Regions from separate parts of the Homo sapiens genome. Here region 1 is linked to region 2. Evidence: chromatin loops called from intact Hi-C (ENCODE). Cell type or tissue: A673. All regions are shown on one strand. Links, peaks and the distances in the headings refer to the core of each region. The heading gives the core; the rest is flanking DNA.

Evidence for each region. A loop is a pair of places that touch in the nucleus more often than their neighbours do. Peaks named below come from ENCODE experiments on the same cell type or tissue, not always from the same donor. Only the 100,000 strongest peaks of a DNase experiment are listed, where the experiment ranks them.
Region 1: it touches region 2 in a loop (2.8-fold over the local background); 3 of 110 quality-filtered maps call a loop at or near these places.

Annotation. Positions count from the first base shown.
Region 1 is chr13:48,778,441-48,788,750 of GRCh38, reverse strand. No RefSeq gene overlaps it. Among named protein-coding and RNA genes, the nearest start is that of CYSLTR2, 130 kb to the right of the region's middle. In A673, for the core only: no CTCF peak of the experiment used is centred there; a DNase peak (open chromatin) is centred at 5,220.
Region 2 is chr13:49,269,911-49,280,220 of GRCh38, reverse strand. It overlaps CDADC1 (cytidine and dCMP deaminase domain containing 1), which reads right to left. Exons shown (of 10, transcript NM_030911.4): 6 at 5,881-5,930; 7 at 1,702-1,871. Among named protein-coding and RNA genes, the nearest start is that of CDADC1, 27 kb to the right of the region's middle. In A673, for the core only: no CTCF peak of the experiment used is centred there; no DNase peak of the experiment used is centred there.

The DNA of each region.
Region 1 (10,310 bases), core at 1,494-9,493, 490 kb after region 2:
AAAATCAATACTTGATAGGTAAGACTGCTTGTCTGTAGAAGTCATCTACAAGAATCGATTGCATTCCAAAGCCCAAAACAGGAAGAGAAGGGCTTCTTTCTAGCCCAGAATTTCTCAACTTTGGCATCACTGACATTTGGGGCTGGATAATTCTGTATTGTAAGGTGCTCTCCTATTCATTGCAGGATATGAAGCAGTATCCCTGGCCTCAATTCACTAGATGCCAGTAGCACTTACCCCTGCCACTTATGACAACCAAAAACATTGCCAAATATCCTCAGGGCAGCATAGTTGCTCCCAGGTAAGAAGCAATCCAGTCTAATTGATGCTTCATTAAAGACAGATGAATAGCATAAAACCTGGAAATGGAAAGTCCAAAGAGCAGCATTGGGTAGTTTTCATCCAGCATCGGGCAGAATGAACTTGCAAAGTTCATCCATCTCTACTCTCAGATTACTACAGTGAGGATCAGGGCAGGAGACCCCTGAGGCATAAAGTAATGAAAGGATGTGTCTAAATCCACCCAGGCTGCATGCACCAGTGCTTGGGCTCAAACCTCAGTCTGTATCCCTCCACATCCAGTGCTCTTTCCACTAGATGAAGCCGTTGCACTGCACAACTGAAATGGCGCCCCTGGAGTTGTGCAGTGACCAGCTGCTGTGCCTAAACAAGAAAGCCCTGCCACCAGGCTGCATGATGCAACAAGAATGGAGTAACTAGAGTGTGCTTTGAGAAAGACCTCCCAGGGCATCAGGAGATGCCCTGATCCTCACTATAGTAATCTGAGAGTAGAGATGGATGCTTCAGACATCACAGACCACTGTCATTGGCTATTGTTATCCTCTTGCCTTTTTTCTTTTTTTTTTTTATTTGAGACAGAGTCTCGCTCTGTCGCCCAGGCTGGAGTGCAGTGGCGCGATGTCTGCTCACTGCAAGCTCCCCTCCCGGGTTCACGCCATTCTCCTGCCTCAGCCTCCTGAGTAGCTGGGACTGCAGGCGCCCGCCACCACGCCCGGCTAATTTTTTTGTATTTTTTTTTTTTTTTAGCAGAGTCGGGGTTTCACCGTGTTAGCCAGATGGTCTCCATCTCCTGACCTCGTGATCCGCCCGCCTCGGCCTTCCAAAGTGCTGGGATTACAGGCGTGAGCCACCGCGCCCGGCCTCCTCTTGCTCTTTTGTTATTGGCTATTGTTATCCTTGCTGCTTACTGTAGTGGACATTTACATTTATTTTGGCTGTCTAGGATCTGAAACCCCTTTCTAGGGGTGAGTTGGAGAAATTCATCTATTTGATGAAGGTATCTTTCCCTGAAGAGCTGAAAATACCAGACACCCACTTTTCCAGCCTCCCTTACAGCTAGGGACCAGGTATATGACCTAGGCTCAGCAGACCAGATGCATCTATGACTCATGAGCATCACAGGGAACTCTCTTTGGGGACAGAGCAGCAGTAGTATTTTCAGAAAAATCAAGTTTTTCAGGCAGCAGTGGCATGACGAGTGACAGCATGTCATAGAGAGGGACAGCAGTGTGGAGGGTACAAGTGCCAGCATCTAGTGCTCAGCAGTGTTGCCCATGTGAACTCACAGGGCCCCCTCTGAAGTGTGATTTGGGGTATTGTTCTTGCCTGAGTAGTCCTGAACGTTGTTTTCCAGCCCTCATGATAAGTTGGAGAGTTGCCAAATAACTTTTTTTCTTTTTTCATTTTTTTTTAGTAGTAGAGGCGGGGTTTCACCGTGTTAGTCAGGATGGTCTCAATCTCCTGACCTCGTGATCCGCCCTCCTCGGCCTCCCAAAGTGTTGGGATTACAGGCGTGAGCCACCATGCCCGGCCGCCAAATAACTTTTTAATAAACTATTTCTTTGCTCCAATTAGCTAGAGTTGGATTATGTTGCTTGCAATCAAGAACTCTGAATGGTATGAAAATCAGCGCTAGGAATGGGAGGCTTGTTTCCCATGGTCTGGACACTTACAAAGAGAAACTAACAAGTTCCAATTCCTGATCTTCAGTCCATGCTTTAAGCCAGTAATTTAGAACCGAAAAAAATAAAAAAAATAAAAACAAAAAGAATAAACCAACAAACCAAATCAATGAACAAACAAAAGCCCTCAAAATTTGACACCAAAGGGTTTTTGAATTATAACATGAGTTGAAGTCACAGTTTTGCCAGGTTTCTTGTATGAGAATTCAGGCATTGTTTGGGAAAGACTGGAACCCTGAAATCTGGAATGAAGGAATGTTGGAGCACACTGTAAAAAAGTGAATATGTTCCCCCATATTTAGAGTACACTCCACAGCAAAACCCCACTGGCACTCTCTTGTCAGTGGAAGCAGGCTGTCTTTACAGTCTTATGAGGCTATGGTTATTTTGCTTGAAACTTTAAAATGACCTTATCTAAGCTAATTACCTGGAAAGGGTTGACCAATTCTCCTCAAACCCCATCTTCCCTCCTTCTCATTATTTTTACACTTCAAACCAGGGTCAGAACCCAGCGTGACCGGGAATCCAATTACAAAGTCAAACCCAGAAGGAAAAGACTTCATAACTAAACAATTGCAAAAGGTTACCAGTTTATATCAGCAAATATTTTGAATACTTGTGGAAATAGATGTGGAGGTACTAAACCAAAGAGTAAAGAATATAACTTTAGATCAAGCTGCATTGATCCATGCATTTCATTTGGCAGAAACACTGGGTTCAATCTACCGGTTAAACAACAAACACACAGCCACAAAAAGCCAGACAGAGGAAAGGGGAGAGAGAGAGAGAGAGAGAGAGAGAGAGAGAGAGAGAGAGAGAGAGAGAATCTTCCTTTTCTTATAAGGCCACAGTTCTGCAACATTAGGACTCTATTTTTAGGACCTCACTTAACCTTAATAATCTGCTAAAGACTCTATCTCCAAATAAAATCACACTGGGGGTTAGGGCTTTAACATATGAATTTTGGGGGAACACAATTCAATCCATAGTATTTGGTAAAATTAACAACATAAATTCCATCATTATGGACCTGAAAAGATATACAGTCAGCCCTCTATATCTGTGGATTCTGTATCCATGGATTCAACTGGCCACAAATAAAAAATATTTGAGAAAAAATTGCATCTGTACCAAACATGTACAGATGTTTTTTCTTGTCATTATTCTCTAAACAATACAGTATGACAACTATTTACATGGCACTTATATTGTATTAGGTATCATAAGTAATCTAGAGATGATTTAAAGTATATGGGAGGATGTGTATATGTTGTATGCAAATACTATGCCATTTGCCTATATCAGGGACTTGAACATTCATGGATTTTGGTATCTGTGGGAGGTTCTGGAACCAATCCCTCACAGATACCAAGGGATGACTGTACTTTCACATACCTTTTTGACATTTTGGCCAGTATTAAAAATGAACAGGCTTTGGATAATGACAGAAAGTTATTGTAACCTCAATCAGGGAGTGATTCCAATTGCAATTACTCTTGTAGATATGGTCTCTTTACTGAGACATGTATAGACATCTCATGGCATGTGGTGGTATGTAGCTATTGATCTCTACCCCCAAAAGCAGAAAACACCAGAGGTAATCTGCTTTTACTTAGTGGGAAGACAGCATACCTTCACGGTATTGCCTCTGGGTTACATCAATTTTCTGACCTTGTGCCACAAGTTAGTTTGCAGGGAACTTGATTATCTCATCATCTCATAGAAAAGCATGGTGTCCCATGACATAGATGAGATAGACGTCGGGGGAGCAAAAAGTTGCTGTAACCCAATATGTGTTGCTATGTTGGAGGATGCCAGCTGTTAGGAGATAAAACCTATAAAACATTAGGCTTGATACCTCAGAGAAGTTTTTTGAGGCTAAGTAGTCTGAGGCACATTGGGATAACCTTCAAAGTCAAAGACTAGTTGCTACATCTTGTAACTACTACCAATGGGACAAAAGAAACTACTTGGTGAAAATGTTTGAATTTTATAGTAAACATATACCATGTTTGGGTATTCTGCTTCTACCTATTACTAGTTGAAAGATAAGCACTTTGAGTGGAACCTGGAACAAGAGAATTGTCACTGGTCAAGGATGTAATGGCAGAGTAACAGTGCCCAAAGTATTTGTGACAGATTATGATGTCCATTGAGGCCTGTAGAAAGTTGCAGTGGTGTTTTTACAGGGGATTCCCCTAAGGTTTTGAAGCAAGTAAAGGAGCAATTCACCTTTGAAAAATATCTCTTGGCTTGCTAGTAGGCCCTCTTAGAGACTGACGGTGGGACCCCCAAGTAAGCATCCGGACTGAGTTTTTGGGGTAATTATGCATTATCTGCTCATTCTAGCTGTGAAACAAAGAACAGGAAGCTGACCTAACTTGTGCATGTCATCAGCCCCTTTTTCAGCCATCCTAAATTTTGTTCAGTGGGCTCATAAACATAGTGGTTGGGGGTGGGGGTGCACTCCCATATTCCAGTAAGGATAAAGGGAAGCCATTCCTCATCCTATCTCATAGGTGACCTCATGGAAGTCTGCCAGCTAACTTGAGCTGCAGTCTCAGGTTGAGAGATGCTCCCAAATAATATTTGTGAAATAATCTTGGGTGAGTACTAACCCTGTTGGCCAGAACCAAGGGGCGAGTGGGAAGTGTGCTATCATCATGGGTGTAAAAGCTGGATGCCCCACTTCATGGGTGGACCAGGAGGGCATGGCCTGACAGCTGCAGTTTCTGTCTTTATGGGGAAGGCTTATGGCCTGGGGCAATTTTGAGTTCTGAGTGCAGGCTGCCTGGAACCCAGCTAGCTGCTGTAAGCAGAACACTGTGTGTGAAACCTGCCTTGCCAAGTGCATGGGAGCTGAGTGGGGCTTACTGTACCCTGCTACCCCTTGCTCCTTTTGTGGATATTTTTTGTGGAACAGAGGCAGCTGCGCTCCTCCCTGGAACATTACCCTAGCGGCTAGAGAACTGCTACCTGACCCCCTTTGGGGCTGCAGCTTGTGCCTGTACGTGGAGAGCCAGAATGTTGACTTATCTAACCCAGCCTCAAGCCATCTTTGCCCCTCCACCCCTCCCCGCAGCCCCCCAATAATGTAACCCCATGGACAGGCACATTTGGGAGCTCCATGGCCCCACCCCTTGCCTGAGACACCAGAGTACCTTCACTGGCTAACATAAAACAAACACAAATTCCACCACTACCACTGCAGATGGTGCTCTTTCGCAAACACTACTTCCTGGCTGGAGGCCAACGGGTACAGCCCATTACAACATCTGCAGGCACAATAACATAGCACTCAGGAAGGAGAAAACTTTTGCGTAAATTCAGCTATCGTCATTGCCTGCATCACCCTGGCTAACCAGGAGGTCTTGAGTTGGTTCACGTGTCCAGCACATTACTATTGCAGCTGGCATTTGAGAAAGCTAACACACCAAAGCTATTTATAACCAAGGAAATATCAGAGTCTGCGTCACTCACCTATCACTCTCATCAGCTGCTGCTGGTACCCACCGCTGGAAGACTAGAGGACAGGTCACATCACTAGATCCCTTGCAAACATTCTCCAGCACCAGCATGGAGTCTGGCAGCTCCAGTGGGTAACTAGATCCAGAAAAGCAGCAGGATTCACAGTAGTCTGGCCCTGAGGGACTGCCATTCCTAGGGGAAGGGGGAGGGTACCACATTAAGGGAGCACCATGTGGGACAAAATAAACCAAAGTACAGGCCTTGAGTCCCTGAACTTTCCACTCATGGGAAGTTTCTTTCAGCAGAGACACAGGTACAGTGTTGGGATCGGTGAGGAAAGTGTGTAGCTTTAACCCAACAGTCAGGCAGCCCTGGTGCTTGTAAAGGGTATTGGAGAAGAGGACTTCTCCCTCTCACCCACCACTGCAGACAAAGCTCTGACTTCTCCCATGGGAGTTCTGCCTGGGTGCATCTGTAGACAGCCTTTCTGGAACACTGCATCCCCACAGGATGGGTGCCCTCCAGGTTCAGGCTTGCATAAGAGGTAAAGTCACAACCCCTCTCTACGCAGAACATCAGAATTCTTGGAGAGGAAAAGAGGTGACTGTCCAATCAAAATAGCCAGGACGCTGTGTCAGGAGTGTGACTGGGAAGCAGATTGTTTTCCTGCTAGCCTGGAGGGAGAACTGTGGTAGCTTCCTCCCTTCCCTCAGAAAAGACCTTAGTGCATTTCACTGAGAGCTCCCCCAACCACCTCTGTCAAGGCTGGGACCTCTGCCAACCACTGGAGTATTGCATTTACCTATTTACTTTAGCCACAGCTAGTTTTTACCCATGGGCACTTTCTACTGTCCCGAAGCCTGAATTGTTCAACCCAGTTAATAAAAGACAGAGGGAAAAAAATTTTTTAAGTGCACACCACTGGGGTATGAAATAAGCTTCTTGAGATTTCTGCCTTTCCAACCTCACAGGAGATGTGAAACTGCTCACACACCCAGCACATCACTGCTGCGACCAGCATGTGAGAAAGCTGTCACATAAAGATTTTTTTTTTTTTTTGGAAACAGAGTCTCACTCTGTCACCCAGGCTGGAGTGCAGTGGCATAATCTCAGCTCACTGCAACCTCTGCCTTCTGGATTCAAGTGATTCTCCTGCCTCAGCCTTCCAAGTAGCTGGGATTACAGGTATGTGCTACCATGCTCAGCTAACATGGTGTTTCACCATGTTAGCCAGGCTCGTCTTGAACTTCTGACCTCAGGTGACCCACCTGCCTTGGTCTCCCAAAGTGTTGGGATTACAGGTATGAGCCAAGATTCTTTATAACCAAGGAACTCATCCAGAGTCTTCATCACTGAAAGCACTCAGAGCTGAAGCTAGGTGACAATAAACTATAAACATTAAAGTCACATCTTCAAGGGGGCAAAAAAGAAATTAAAGTCTAATAAAAAAATTTAAAAAATTAGAAGAAAGAGTCCACCAAATGAGAAAGAGCCAGAAAAATAATTCTGGAACTATGAAAAAATGAGATTCTATAAAACCTCCAAAAGATCACACTAACTCTCCAGCGGTGGATCCAAAACAAGATGAAATGCTTGAAATACTAGATAAAACATTCAAAAGATTATTAAGTTACTCAAGCAGATACAAGAGAAAGGTGAAAACTAATATAAAGAAATTTAAAAAAGATTCAGGATATAAATGAAAATTTTTCTAAAAAGATAGATATTTTAAAGAAAAACCAATCAGAACATCTGGAAATGAAATATACATTTAGGGAACTACAAAATGCAGTGGAAAGTTTTTAACAATAGACTAGACCAAATAGAAGAAAGAATTTCAGAGCTTAAAGACAAGGCTTTTGATTTAACTCAATCAGACAAAAATAAAGAAAAAGAATGAAAAAAAATCCAAGAAATATGGGATTATATAAAACAGCCAAATCTAATAATTATAAGTGTTCTTTGTTCTTTGGTACAAAGTAAATAGCTACTGTTTAAACAAATTTGGATTTATTTAAACAGTTTGGAAAAGCAAACAGTTTGGGAAACCTATTTGAGGGAATAACAGAGGAAAATTTCCTGGCCCTGCTAGAGATTTAGACATTCAAATATAAGAAGCTCAAAGAACTCCTGGGATTCCTTGCAAAAAGGACATCATCAAGGCGTATAGTCATCAGGCTACCTAAAGTCAACATAAAGGAAATAATTCTAAGAGGAGTTAGACAAAAACATCAGGTAACCTGTAAAGGAAAACCTATCAGACTAACAGCAGGCTTCTCAGCAGAAATCTTATAAGCCCGAAGGGATTGGGGTTCTATCTTTAGTCTCCTTAAACAGAATTACTTTCAGCCAAGAATTTTGTATCCAGCAAAACTAAGTTTCAGAAATGAAGGAGAAATAAAGTCTTTCTCAGACAAGCAAATGCTGAGGGAATTTATCAATAGTGGACCAGCCCTATAAGAAATGCTAAAAGGACCTCTAAATCTTGAAACAAAAAGTTAATACAAACCAGAATAGAAACTCCTGAAAGCATAAAATTCATATGTATTATAAAAAATAACACAATGAAGATAACAAATTCACTAGGTAACAATCAACATAATGACTGGAACAGTACCTCACATCTCAATACTAATGTTGACTGTAAATGGTTTAAATGTTCCACTTAAAAGGTGCAGATTGGCAGAATGGATAAAAAAAAATCACAAACTAAATAGCTACTGTTTAAATAAATTTGGATTTTTTTTTCCATATCTGCCATTGTTTCTCCGTCACCCCATCCATGGTCTTACTGAATGTCTTTTTGTCCATCATGATATCCCATACAACCTTGATTTGGAGCAAGGAACTCATTTTACCACAAAAGAAAGAAGATTAAGTGGTTGAATTCCATGTGGTTTTGTTTTACTTATTTTTACCATGTATCTAATTGCTTAGAAGTAGCCAGATTTAGAGAAAGGCAGAAAGATCTATTGAAGACTCAGTTATTTTGGCAGCAGGGAAGCAACATTTTGCAAGGATGTAGTACTTTCTTACAGGATGCAATATATGTTCTGGCCATTTATCCCAGGCAGAAATAAATATGGAACAATATGTGTGTTCATAAATCTCACTACTATGCCCGCTGACCAACTAACAGATTTTTTGCTTCTTGTCCCAACAAGTCTGGGCTTTTCTGGTTTAGAAGTATTGACCTCCAAAGCAGGAATGCTTACACAGAATAACACAATAGCTCCTTTGAACTGAAAACTGAGATTGCCACATGGTCATTGCAGGTGTCTCATATCACTGGAAGAGTAAGTAAAAAAGGAGGATTAATATGTTAGCTGGGGTGATTGATCCTGACTATAAAGAGGAAATCGGTTGCTACTACACAATGGGGCAAGGATCAATATTACTAGGATGCATCAACCCAATGAACGTCTCTTAGAACTGCCAAGTTCAATGGTAAAAGGTAAAGAAAGAGTTTATCAATGCCATATATACAGGACCACCAAGGAATCAGATCTTTCAGGAAAGCAGGTTTGCATAACACCATGGCAAAGAGAAGGTGGAGTGGATAGTAGAGAAAAGCCATAAATACCTATTATACTTTGGGACAAATTGTACAAAAAAAGGGCAACAACCTCTGATTATGTTTTCTTATAGTGTCATGTTTATATTTTAATAATTTTTCCTCTTTTCTTTTTCTCCCATTGTCATACACAGAATGAGTTAATGGTAGTTTCAAGTTTAACATAGAATGTTATAGAAATTGTAGAACGTGAAAACAAGAAGACATACAAATGGATAATAAATATAGGAAAAAATGCTAAACATCACTAATCATTAGGAAAATGCAAATTAAAAGCACAGTGAGATATAATTTCACATTTGTTGGAATGGCTATTATAAAAAAGATGAAAGATGTTATCTTTTTATGAAAAACTTACTTTTATTGACTTGCTAAGTGTTGGTGAGGATGTGGAGAAAAGGGAACACTTGTATGCTGTTGGTAGGAATGTACATTATAACAGCCCCTGTGGAAATCTGTATGGAGGGTCCTCAAAAAACTAAAAGTAGAATTTTATATGATTTGGCCATCCCACTTCTGGGTATTCACCCCAAAGATTTGAAATCAGTTTCTTGAAGAGAGGTCTGCACTCCAATGTTTATTGCAGCACTGTTCACAATAGCCAAGACATGGAATCAATCTATGAGTCCATGAACAGATGAATGAGTAAAGAAAATGTGGCATGTGTACACAATGGAATACTATTCAGTGTTTTAAAAAAGAAATATATTTTGTGATTTGTAACAACATGTGGCAACATAGATTGGAGAACATTATGCTAAGTGAAATAAGCCAGGCACAGAAAGACAAATGCCACATGTTATCACTTCTATGTGGAATCTAAAATAGTCAAACTCAAATAAGCCAAAGAGTAGAGTGATGATTACAGAGGGAAGGGCGGGGGTGGTGGTGGTGGGAGAATGAGATGAGAGCCAAAGGATACAAAGCCTCATTTAGACAGGAGGAATAAGGTTTTTCTTTGAGCTCTATTGCATAGCATGGTGACCATCGTAAATAATAAATATATGGTGCATTTCAAAATCACTCAGAGTAAATGCCCGATGGTCTCACCACAAAAATGACAAGTATTTGAGGTAATGAATGTGTCAATTAGCTTGGTTTAACTATTACACATTGTATTCATAAATCATATCACTTTGCATCTCATAAATATATGCAACTATAATTTGTCAGTTTATAATTTTATGTTTTTGTTTTTTAGTTCATAATTTTAAAAATTAAAAAAAAGAGTATTAATACTCTTATAGGAAGAGAAAAGGGGCTCATTGAGAGATCTAGGACATGAA
Region 2 (10,310 bases), core at 1,151-9,150:
GATACAGACACCAAAGAAAGAGAGAAAAAACCCCCAATGCTTTCTAAATAAGTACCTGTTTAGAATACTGGAATTAGATTTGAAACTGATACCTTAAGAGCTAATCATGTCTGATTAGACACTAACTCATCTTGTTAGACAAATGACACAGCCCTATCTGGTACCTAGTGGATAGTCAATAAATGTTTACTAAATGAATAATCAAATACTTAAGTTCTGTTTTGACTTATAGTTCCCTTACCCCTTCCCTATCATAGGATAATTTTAAAAAGAAAAGTTTCTATTTGATATATTCACACCTCTGTACAAAATGAAGCAAGTAAATCTGTAATGAAGAGGACAAGGAAAAGAATAGAGGGAATTTTGGGTGAAATTTTGCATGCTGAGGGTAGTTTAGGACTAACAACTGGGGCTGCAAGGACTGACTTCCGGGTTCTGAGGCTTACGTAGCTCTCAGCCAGCCATCTTCAATTCCTCCACCGCCAGCCTTCCACATCCATCTTCCTTGTTGAGACTGTTATTTACGTTCACCTGGACTAGGGCAACAGAATTCTATGCATCTAGTCTGTTCAAACAATACTACCTACATAATCTATAGCGTATGGCTCTGTCAATGCCATTCCATTTCCCCGCTGCCTACCAAATGGAGCATAAACTCAAAGTCCTCTCGAGTCCAGTCCCAGCCTGTCCTTGTGAGCTGTCTTTCCCTTGTGTCCACATTCCAACCTAACTGGAATATTCATGCTCCTAAACACACCACGGATTTTCCTACTTCTAGACCGTTGCTTATGCTAGAAGCAAGAATGGTCTTCCCTTCCCTTCCAATTGCCCCAGTCTAGGAATCCTTTAAAGCTCAGTTCAGATGCCAGTTCTTCCCTAAAGCCTTTCCCTTGCACTCTCCCATTTGTCCATAGCAGCTCCAGAATGTCCGCAGCACTTTACATTTGCCCCTCCCACAGAATCCACAGCACGAGGTGGATGCCGTCTCATATCCCCTATTGCATTAGAAGCTCTCCAAGGACAGGAGTCATGTCTTACACAGTTTTTTAATCCCTTAACCTTAATGGTAAAGGCTGAGAAGTGTTTGTGAAAATGATGTAAATTAACAGGTATAATCACTAACAAAAGCTCTTTTGAAGCAATTTGGTTCATTATAAATCCCTATTCTGAATACTGCAGGCCATTGTAACACAATGGTAAGTATTTGCGTATCTGAACATAAAAAAGGTAACGTGTGATGTTACAATGGCTACTTCACTCAGGAATTTTTCAGCTCTGTTATAATCTTATGGGAACACGTTGTGCATGTAGTCCATCGTTGCTCAAAATGTCTTTCTGTGGCGTGTAACTGTATTAATAAATGCGTGCTCCAGATTTAGAAAACAAAGGAGCCTTAACATCCAGAAATATGAGAGGCTGAGCAAGATCCCAAAGGATAAACTTAAAGCAGTTTCATATTGGAGAGAGGCAAGGGAAAAAAAGACATGCTCAACAAATTGGGAAGACCTGAAGAGGCGATGACCTCAGGTCAGGTCATAGCTTCAGGTCTGGCAGTGAGGACCAAGCTTTACCAAAGTTATACTTCTGAAAGGAAACTTTCTTGGAATTTGAAAAAGGAAATAAATTACAATTATAAGAAAATTAATTTCAACCAACCCTTGCTACATTTTAAAGAAAAGTACACCAAGAAGGATTTCATACCTAAATGTCAAGGCATTCTGTTCCGCATGTATGATGTATCTGAATTTCCTTATTTCTCTGTCTTTCTGCTTGTCATCCATGTGTGGGAAGTCAGCATACTCAGATCCAACAGGAAAAGCATTGTAACCACATCCTACAAAGTACATGGCACCTGTTCCATCACAACTTCTCTACGAGAGTGAGCAAACCAATGGTTAGTTTCAACATTCTGAAAAGACACTTTGCAATGTATTTTTGAAGCTTGCTATCATACTTTGTATAATGAATATTCATTCAATTTTCTACAGTAAACTGAGCTATCAAAAAATATAATACCAGATACTCCTACTGCAGTGTGATCTTGTCAAAGCTAAATTCCAAGAAGGCCAACCACCTCTCTAATCTATAATCTCAAGGAAGTCCTTGTTTTTTGCAATTAATTAAATACTATCTTACTTAACTAACAAATTATTTCACTTGATTCAGATATTACTTCCCAAATAAATTATAGATCCTGGAGAGCAGAAACCATGTTATATATTTCTTTTCCATCCCTTCAACATGTTCGAGTATTCTGTACATAGCAGGTACTCAACAAGTGATTGTTAATTTCTTATGTGCTCTGTGCCATGCTACTGGTTAGCAAGTCAAAAACTTTTAAATACTTTAAACAGAAAATTTCTGTTGGGCTAAAAATGTGCTATTGTGATTTAGTTGGAAAATAAAAAATGCATTTTCATCTTCAGTATTTATTAAGCCTCTATTATATGCATATTATTATAGAACTTCTTACTTCAATGGCTCTTATTTCTCTTTTAAAGAGAAATAGTAGTTAATATGAATGCTTTATCAATTATTAGAATGAAATATTAGTAATGTGTGTGTAATAGTTTTTTGGAATATGCTATAAAACTCATTAAATTTCAATATATTATAATTACTCATGATAATATCAACAGACTCATTACTGTAGCAGCTTCATAAAAATCATGTAATAGTGAGCCAACAAAAGCCTGCAAACAAAATATTATCTCATTAATAAATCTGTTTGAACATTTACTAAATGTCAAACATCATGCTGAGTTATTTATTTATTTATTTATTTAGAGACAGGGTCTCACTCTGTCACCCAGGTTTGACTTCCTGGGCTCAAGTCATCCTCCCATCTCAGCCTCCCAAGTAGCTGGGACCACAGGCGTATGTCACTATGCCTGGCTAATTTTTTCTTTTTTTGTAGCAACGGGGTCTCACCATGATGCCCAGGATTGTCTTGGACTCCTGGGCTCAAGGAATCCTCCCACCCCCGCCTCCCAAAGTGCTGGATTACAGGCATGAGCCACTGCACCCAGCCATACTGAGTTTTACATGGATCATTTCATTTGATCAATTCTTGAAACAACCTAAAGAGTGATACTATTAATATTACTGTTTTACAGATAAGGAAACTGAGGACAAGAGTGATTAATTGTCTAGGGTCACAAAATGAGTAAGTAACATAGCCAGAATTCAAGCCCAGATTACTTGACTCTAAGCCATGTGTCTTTCCATTTCACCGTGCTGCCTGCTGGCCTACTCTAGAGATAACTAGAAACTGACATTCTCCACAAAATCATTAACAACCAGATGTTAAGCCAAAAGTCTGCTGAGCATTCATGTACACACAAATGAGAGTTCCAACCACCAGTTAGACCTATGCTAGGTGCTGGAATACAACTGTAAACAAGACAGAGAGTCCCTACCCTCATGAGCCTTCTAGTCTGGGGAGGGTAAGAAATTGAACAGATAACTTTAACTGTGATGAATGTCACAGACAAGTTGTACAGAGTGCTGAGGAATTTCTGGCAGAGGAGCCTAGTATTCTAGTAGGAGTTAACAGTTGGGGTACAGGTAAGTAGAGTCAAGAGGTATTTTGAAGGTGGAATCCATTGTGCTAGGTGATTGTATGTGTACAGTAACAGACAAGATGGTGACCACTGATGAGGGAGGAGGTTAGCAGGGAAGATACTGGATGAGTGAACTTGAGGAGTTTGTGAAACATCAAAGCAAATTGTCAGATTACTTTCTGTGAAGTCCCTGAGGCAAAATGTAGGCTCACCTTTCAGTCAGCTATATAGTTACTAAATATCTCTTGATTCTAGCCTCCTAACCCATCCCCACATCTCCAAGTCCTCATCTCTTTTTATTAATCTCCTTATTTTCTGTCTAGCCCTACCTCATTCTATTTATAATGCAAATCTGATCAAATCATTTCCCCACTTAGAACATTCTTGGAATGCACTGTCCCATACAGTCGCCACTAGCCACATGTGGTTAGTCTAGATTGAGAGGTGCTGCAGGTGTAAAATACACATAGAATTTTGAAGATTTAATATTTTTTAAATGCAGAATATTTCATCAATAATTTTTTATTGATTACATGATTAAATATTTTCTTAAAATTAATTTATCTGTCTTCCTTTTAAAAACATGGCTCCAGCTGGTTGCAGTGGTTCACACCTGTAATCCCAGCACTTTGGGAGGCCAAGGCAGGTGGATCACGAAGTCAAGAGATTGAGACCATTCTGGACAACATGGTGAAACCCCATCTCTACTAAAAACACAAAAATTAGCTGGGTGTGGTGGCACACACCTGTAGTCCCAGCTACTGGGGAGGCTGAGACAGGAGAATTGCTTGAACCCAGGAGGCAGAGGTTGCAGTGAGCTCAGACTGCACCACTGCACTCCAGCCTGGCAACAGAGTGAGACTCTCTCTCTCTCTCTCTCTCTCTCTCTCTCTCTCTCTCTCTCTCTCTCTCTCTCTCTCTCTCTCTCTCTATATATATATATATATATATATATATATATATATATAACACCTAGAAAATTTAAAATTCAGTTTGAGCCTTGCCTTTTCTCTCTACTGGTTAGTGCTGTGCTATAGTATGTCACTGCCAGGATAAAGTCCAAAATCTTTACATGGAATATAGAGTTCTTCATGGTCCCGTCCACTTTGTTGCTTACTCTATGTGCCAAATCAAATGCGTTTTCCCATATTCTCTCTCTCACCCCAGTCTCTGTGTGTTATTCTCCTGGTCCCATTAACTTGCTCTGCCTGATGATATCCTCCTAATCTTCAAGAATTTTAACATTATTAATATTAATATTAAGAATATTCAGGGCAGGCATGGTGGCTCACACCTGTGATCCCAGCACTTTGGGAGGCAGAAGAGGGTGGACTGCTTGAGGCCAGGAGTTCAAGACCAGCCTGGTCAACATGGCAAAATCCCATCTCTACTAAAAATACAAAAATGAGCCAGGTGTGGTGGTACATGCCTATAGTCCCAGCTATTCAAGAGGCTGAGGCATGAGAATCACTTGAATCCAGGAGGCAGAGGTTGCAGTGAGCCAAGATTGCACCACTGCACTCCAGCCTGGGTGACAGAGGGGGACTCTGTCTCAAAAAAAAAAAAAAAAGAATGTTCACCAAGAATATTCATGTTATCCTCCTGGTCCTATTGACTTGCTCTGTCTGAAGAAATTATCTTATTCTTCAAGAATATTATATTAGTAACATTAATAATATTCACCAACAGTATTTACTTATTTTTCCAAGCAAAGGTTCCTCCTCTATGTTCTCATGATATCAGTTATAATTACACTTACATATCAGTTATATTTTACTTCTACATCTCCATCACTAAACTATGAGGCCATAAAATGTGATCTTTAATCCCCAGCATTCACTGTGGCACAGTGCCTAACCTGTAGAGAGTGTTTAACAAATGTTTGCTGAATGAATGCGTCTATCTAGAAAACTGTTGAGGGATGAGCAAATCTTTATAGATCTTCATAAATGCACCATTACAAAAATATTAATATTTTTTTTTTTTTGAGACGGAGTCTCGCTCTGTCACCCAGGCTGGAGTGCAGTGGCACGATCTCTGCTCACAGCAAGCTCGGCCTCCCGGGTTCACACCATTCTCCTGTCTCAGCCTCCCGAGTAGCTGGGACTACAGGCACCCGCCACCACGCCCAGCTAATTTTTGTATTTTTTTTTTTTTTAGTAGAGATGGGGTTTCATTGTGTTAGCCAGGATGGTCTCAATCTCCTGACCTTGTGATCTGCCCGCCTTGGCAGTCAGTAACCTGTAATGCACCGAAGACTGAACTATGTTTAAACAAAATCCAGGTTAAATATTTAAAGAATTGTTTTCATACTTACAGATTTCCCTTCTGCCCAAATGACTGCCCCAACTCCTGTTTTATGATCCTCTGAAAGATATATGGCATTTAACTCAGTAAAAATTATGATATGTTAGTTTTAGAAATATATTTTTCCAAAAGTAATAAAAACTTGTATTGAAACATACTTCATAAATGTAGCAGCAATCCTTGTATCTTCACTAATTACAGAAAAGTATTAAAATAAACACTTTTAAGTATGGAATATGGGAGCTAGGTACCAAATAACTAGAGAGAGTCACTACCAACTCAGTCACACATACGTATGTGGAGGCCACTAAATGGCAGTGTCCACAGTCAGGTCCCTCAAAGCTGTAGCCAGAACTAAGTGCAACTTCATTGATTCTCCATTAACAAGCCGGTTTCTAAACAACTACTTCTGATAGGTGATAAAATTTAATAAAGGTTTCAGAACTAATGGATTTTGTGTAATAACTGTTCACAACAACCAAATTTGTCTTTTCCCAGCATTATTTATACTCTAATCATGGAAAATATATCTTATGAAAATGTTCTTGCTAAGAAAAAAGTTCAAACTTCTCATACGAACATAAACAAATCTTTATGGATCTATCTATCTATTGCTAGAAAGTACATGAAGAGAATTCTGATTTAAACAAAATGTTGTCCTTTCTTTGACCTTCAGTTTACCTTGAGGGAAAAAGAATGCAAGTTAATGACATCTTGCCCATTTCTAAATCAAATAGCAGAAGTTATAAACAAACATAAGATTATAATTTCCCTGTAGAACCAAAACCTTTGCAAAAGTAAAGCTGTACTTCTTAAAACCATTAATCTGAAACAGAAAATTAAAAAACAAAATAGAAATTCTACATATTAAGGATTTACTTTTTCCTTCTATACAATGTTGAGTTTCAAATTTCTAAGACAAATTACACTAATTATGAAAACCATAGTATTTATCAAAATCTTAATAAGGGACTAAGGTAGTTAAGTGGCACATTTACACGTAGAAAATAACAATTATCTGTGAACTTACCCTAAGGCATTTTCATTTTGGGGAGGATTAACTGAAACCGTGGTTTCACCCTACAATTTCCTAAAAGTGAATCCCTCCAATGATAACATTTTTAAATACCTACTTTCCAGTAAAGGTACAAAGAAAATTTGTGCCACAATTGCATTAAAAACTAGAATGAATGTCTTATTAAGAGGTTAACTTTAAAACAGTTATGATACTCTAATAAAATTTCCCATCTCAAATTCAAGCAAACCCTGGTTTTCAAAATTATACCACAAAGCATTTGTATAATTTATGTTAAACATGTTTATTCATGATCTCATTTTTACCCTAAAGGTAAAGCAGATAAAATTTCCATTTCTAGATGCAGAAACAGGCAAAGAAATAGACTAAAACTTAGCCCTCCAGATCCAACCTGCTTGGCCTTTCCTCCACCTTGCACCGTGACATAAAGAATTCCTTGACACAGCCTGGCCAACATGGTGAAACCCCGTCTCTACTAAAAATACAAAAATTAGCCAGGTGTGGTGGTGCATGCCTGTAATCCCAGCTACCTGGGAGGCTGAGGCAGGAGAATTGCTTAAACCTGGGAGGCGGAGGTTGCAGTGAGTTGAGATCGTACCACTTCACTCCAGCCTGGGGGACAGAGCAGAACTCCATCTCAAAAAAAAAAAAAAAAAAGAAAAAGAAATCCTTGACAAAAATTTCCATTTATTGAATGCCTCTTATGTTCCAAGTACTGTGAGAACTGAGGATGCAGTGGTGAGGGAAACTGTAGTCCCTTCCTCATACGACTTACAGTTGGATGGTGAAGGAGAACAGCAACAAGGAAACAAACAGTACTTTATGTGCTGTGCTCTGAAGGAAATAAATGAGGCTGAACAGCAGAGTGCACGAGATGACTTCCTTCTACAGAGTAGAGGGAAAAGGGATTTTGGTGTAAACAAAATTGGGTTCCTTCCTAGACCTTTAGAGTTTAACATGAGTGGGCAAGAATACAAATCAATGGCTTTATGCTCATTTCTAAGGTAAGTGGCAGAAGTTATAAACATAAGATTATATTTGCCTGCAAAACCAAAATCTTTAAAGTTTTATTTAATTTATGCATAAATCTAAAATGAAAAAATAAAAAACCAGAATAAAAATTCTCCATATTAAAAGCCCCCTTTTCTACCATCAACACTGCATATTTTTAATGTTATGTTTCTTAGTCACAGAAGCCACTTTTTCTGTTTCAGCCTGGGGACAGACTAAACCTTGTTAGGAGGAAAAAAAAAATGTGATTTTTCCATCAGCATGCAGCTCTGCTGCCTAGCTAAGGTTGGTTACATCAAGAGAATATTCTTTACTACTTGTCTTTTAAAATAGGAATAAATTTTCATCCATATAAAACAGATTTGATGTCACTCAGCATCAAGGCTGGTGACAGATGAGGTAATTTCTCAAAAATCTTTTCATGTCTATAATTTTTACAGAAATTGCTCCCTATGATCTGGTCATTCACAGGGTTTTCTCTGTACAACTTTGAAGGAAAGGTCAACTTACAATCATTGAGTCAAATTCCTGGGGCTCTTTGATCACTGAAAATCAGAGGGGAACTTTTTGTTCTAGAACACAGGTGTGGTTATTTTAGCTCCCAATCCTGTGGTCATGTCAGTGTCCAAGGTGCTCCACAGTCCTCTTGCATCAAAATTACTGGATGCTTGTTTTTAAAATTTAAAAAAAAAAAAAAAGAGGCAACTCCTGGCTTCCATGGAAGTCCCCTAAATCAACCTCTCTGAGAGAGGCAGGCAAGGCTTAGGAATCTGCATTACTCCTGAGCTCCCCCTTGATTCTCAGGCATACTCATATCTGAGAACCACTGAGTTCTGTTTTAAAAGTTAACTTTCTTGATTACTCCAGCCTACTCTCATTATCAGTACTGTGGCCCAGGAGGAAGGCATAATCCTTAGCTTTGGAAAACACCTAATCTGATGAGAAAGCAAGACACGAAGAGATCACAACTCAGTACTTAAAGCAGATAGATAAGATTTTTGATGCCTTCCTCCTGCTCTTTTTTCCCCAAGAGTCTAAACACTTTTTTTTTCCACTTTTTTGCTACCTTCGGGTATTCTAGAAACATACTTTTGGAACTCCTGGCCTCAAGCAGTCCTCCTGCCTCAGTCTCCCAGTGCTGGTATTACAGGCGGGAGCCACCGCACCTGGCTAGTAACATACTTTTCATGACATCTCTATGGATCCTCTTTATTCATCATTCAAAAAGCAATTATAAGCAACTACTTTCAATTCATTTTAGAACTCTGTTGTTAGAGGTTTTGGAATTCATTTTAATCATATGTACATTTTTAAATGAAATGGTATCTTCATCTATTAATTAGGGAGAAATGAGGTCATCAAACCAAACTGAATAATGTGAAATTAAAAGCTTAATTGGAAGCGCACTGTATCATAGGGATATCCACCTTACTGAAGTACCCTCAATGTTAAATGAGATACATATATAAATCACCAAGCTCAGTGCTTGACACATAGTAGGTGTTCCATAAACTGTCATTGTTATTATTTATCATTAAGGAAGAATTACAGGTCCAGAGTCCCTGATCTGAAATCTTTTACATCCAGTTTTTTTGAAGTTTGATGCACTTATTTTGCGGCCAAATCTGACCCAAATTGAGTTATTTATAGCCCTCAATTATTCTTAGTGCAAATATTCCTACTTTTTTCACTCTGTATGTATTAATGTGATTACAGGGTACTGTCCCAGATGCCACTGGGAGTCCTATATAACAGTATATGTACCATATTACCTTTTTAAAATCTGGATTGGGCATGATGGCTCATGCCTGTAATCCCAGCACTTTGGGAGGCTGAGGCAGGAAGATTGCTTAAGCCAAGGAGTTCGAGACCAGCTTGGGCAACACAGTGAGACATATCTACAAAAAATTAAAAATTGGCTGGACATGGTGGTGGTTCACCTGTAGTACAAGCTACTCAGGAGGTCGATGTGGGAGGATTGCTTGAGGCTGAGAGGTTGAGGGCTGCAGTGAGCCATGAGTGCCACTGCACTCAGCCTGGGCAACAGAGTAAAACCCTGTCTCAAAAAAAATAAAATAAAATCGGAAAAATTCTGAATTCCTTTACATTTGGCTCCAAAAGTTTTGCATAAGGGATTGTGGACCCTTTATCTTTGGATAAAAAGATTTGTTTTATCCATTCAACGCACATTGTGTTTAGTGCTAAGGAAAAAATGATTAAGACATGGTTTCTTCCCTGGAAGAGTGCACAGTGGAGTAGAGTGAGTGACAGAGGAGTTGCACCCTATTCAGGATTTGAGTTCCATGTAAAAAAAAAATCACCAACAATTAACCTTGAAAAATCTTTTAAATTGACCATCAAATGCGTAAGCAGGGCTTTATGTACAAAATTCT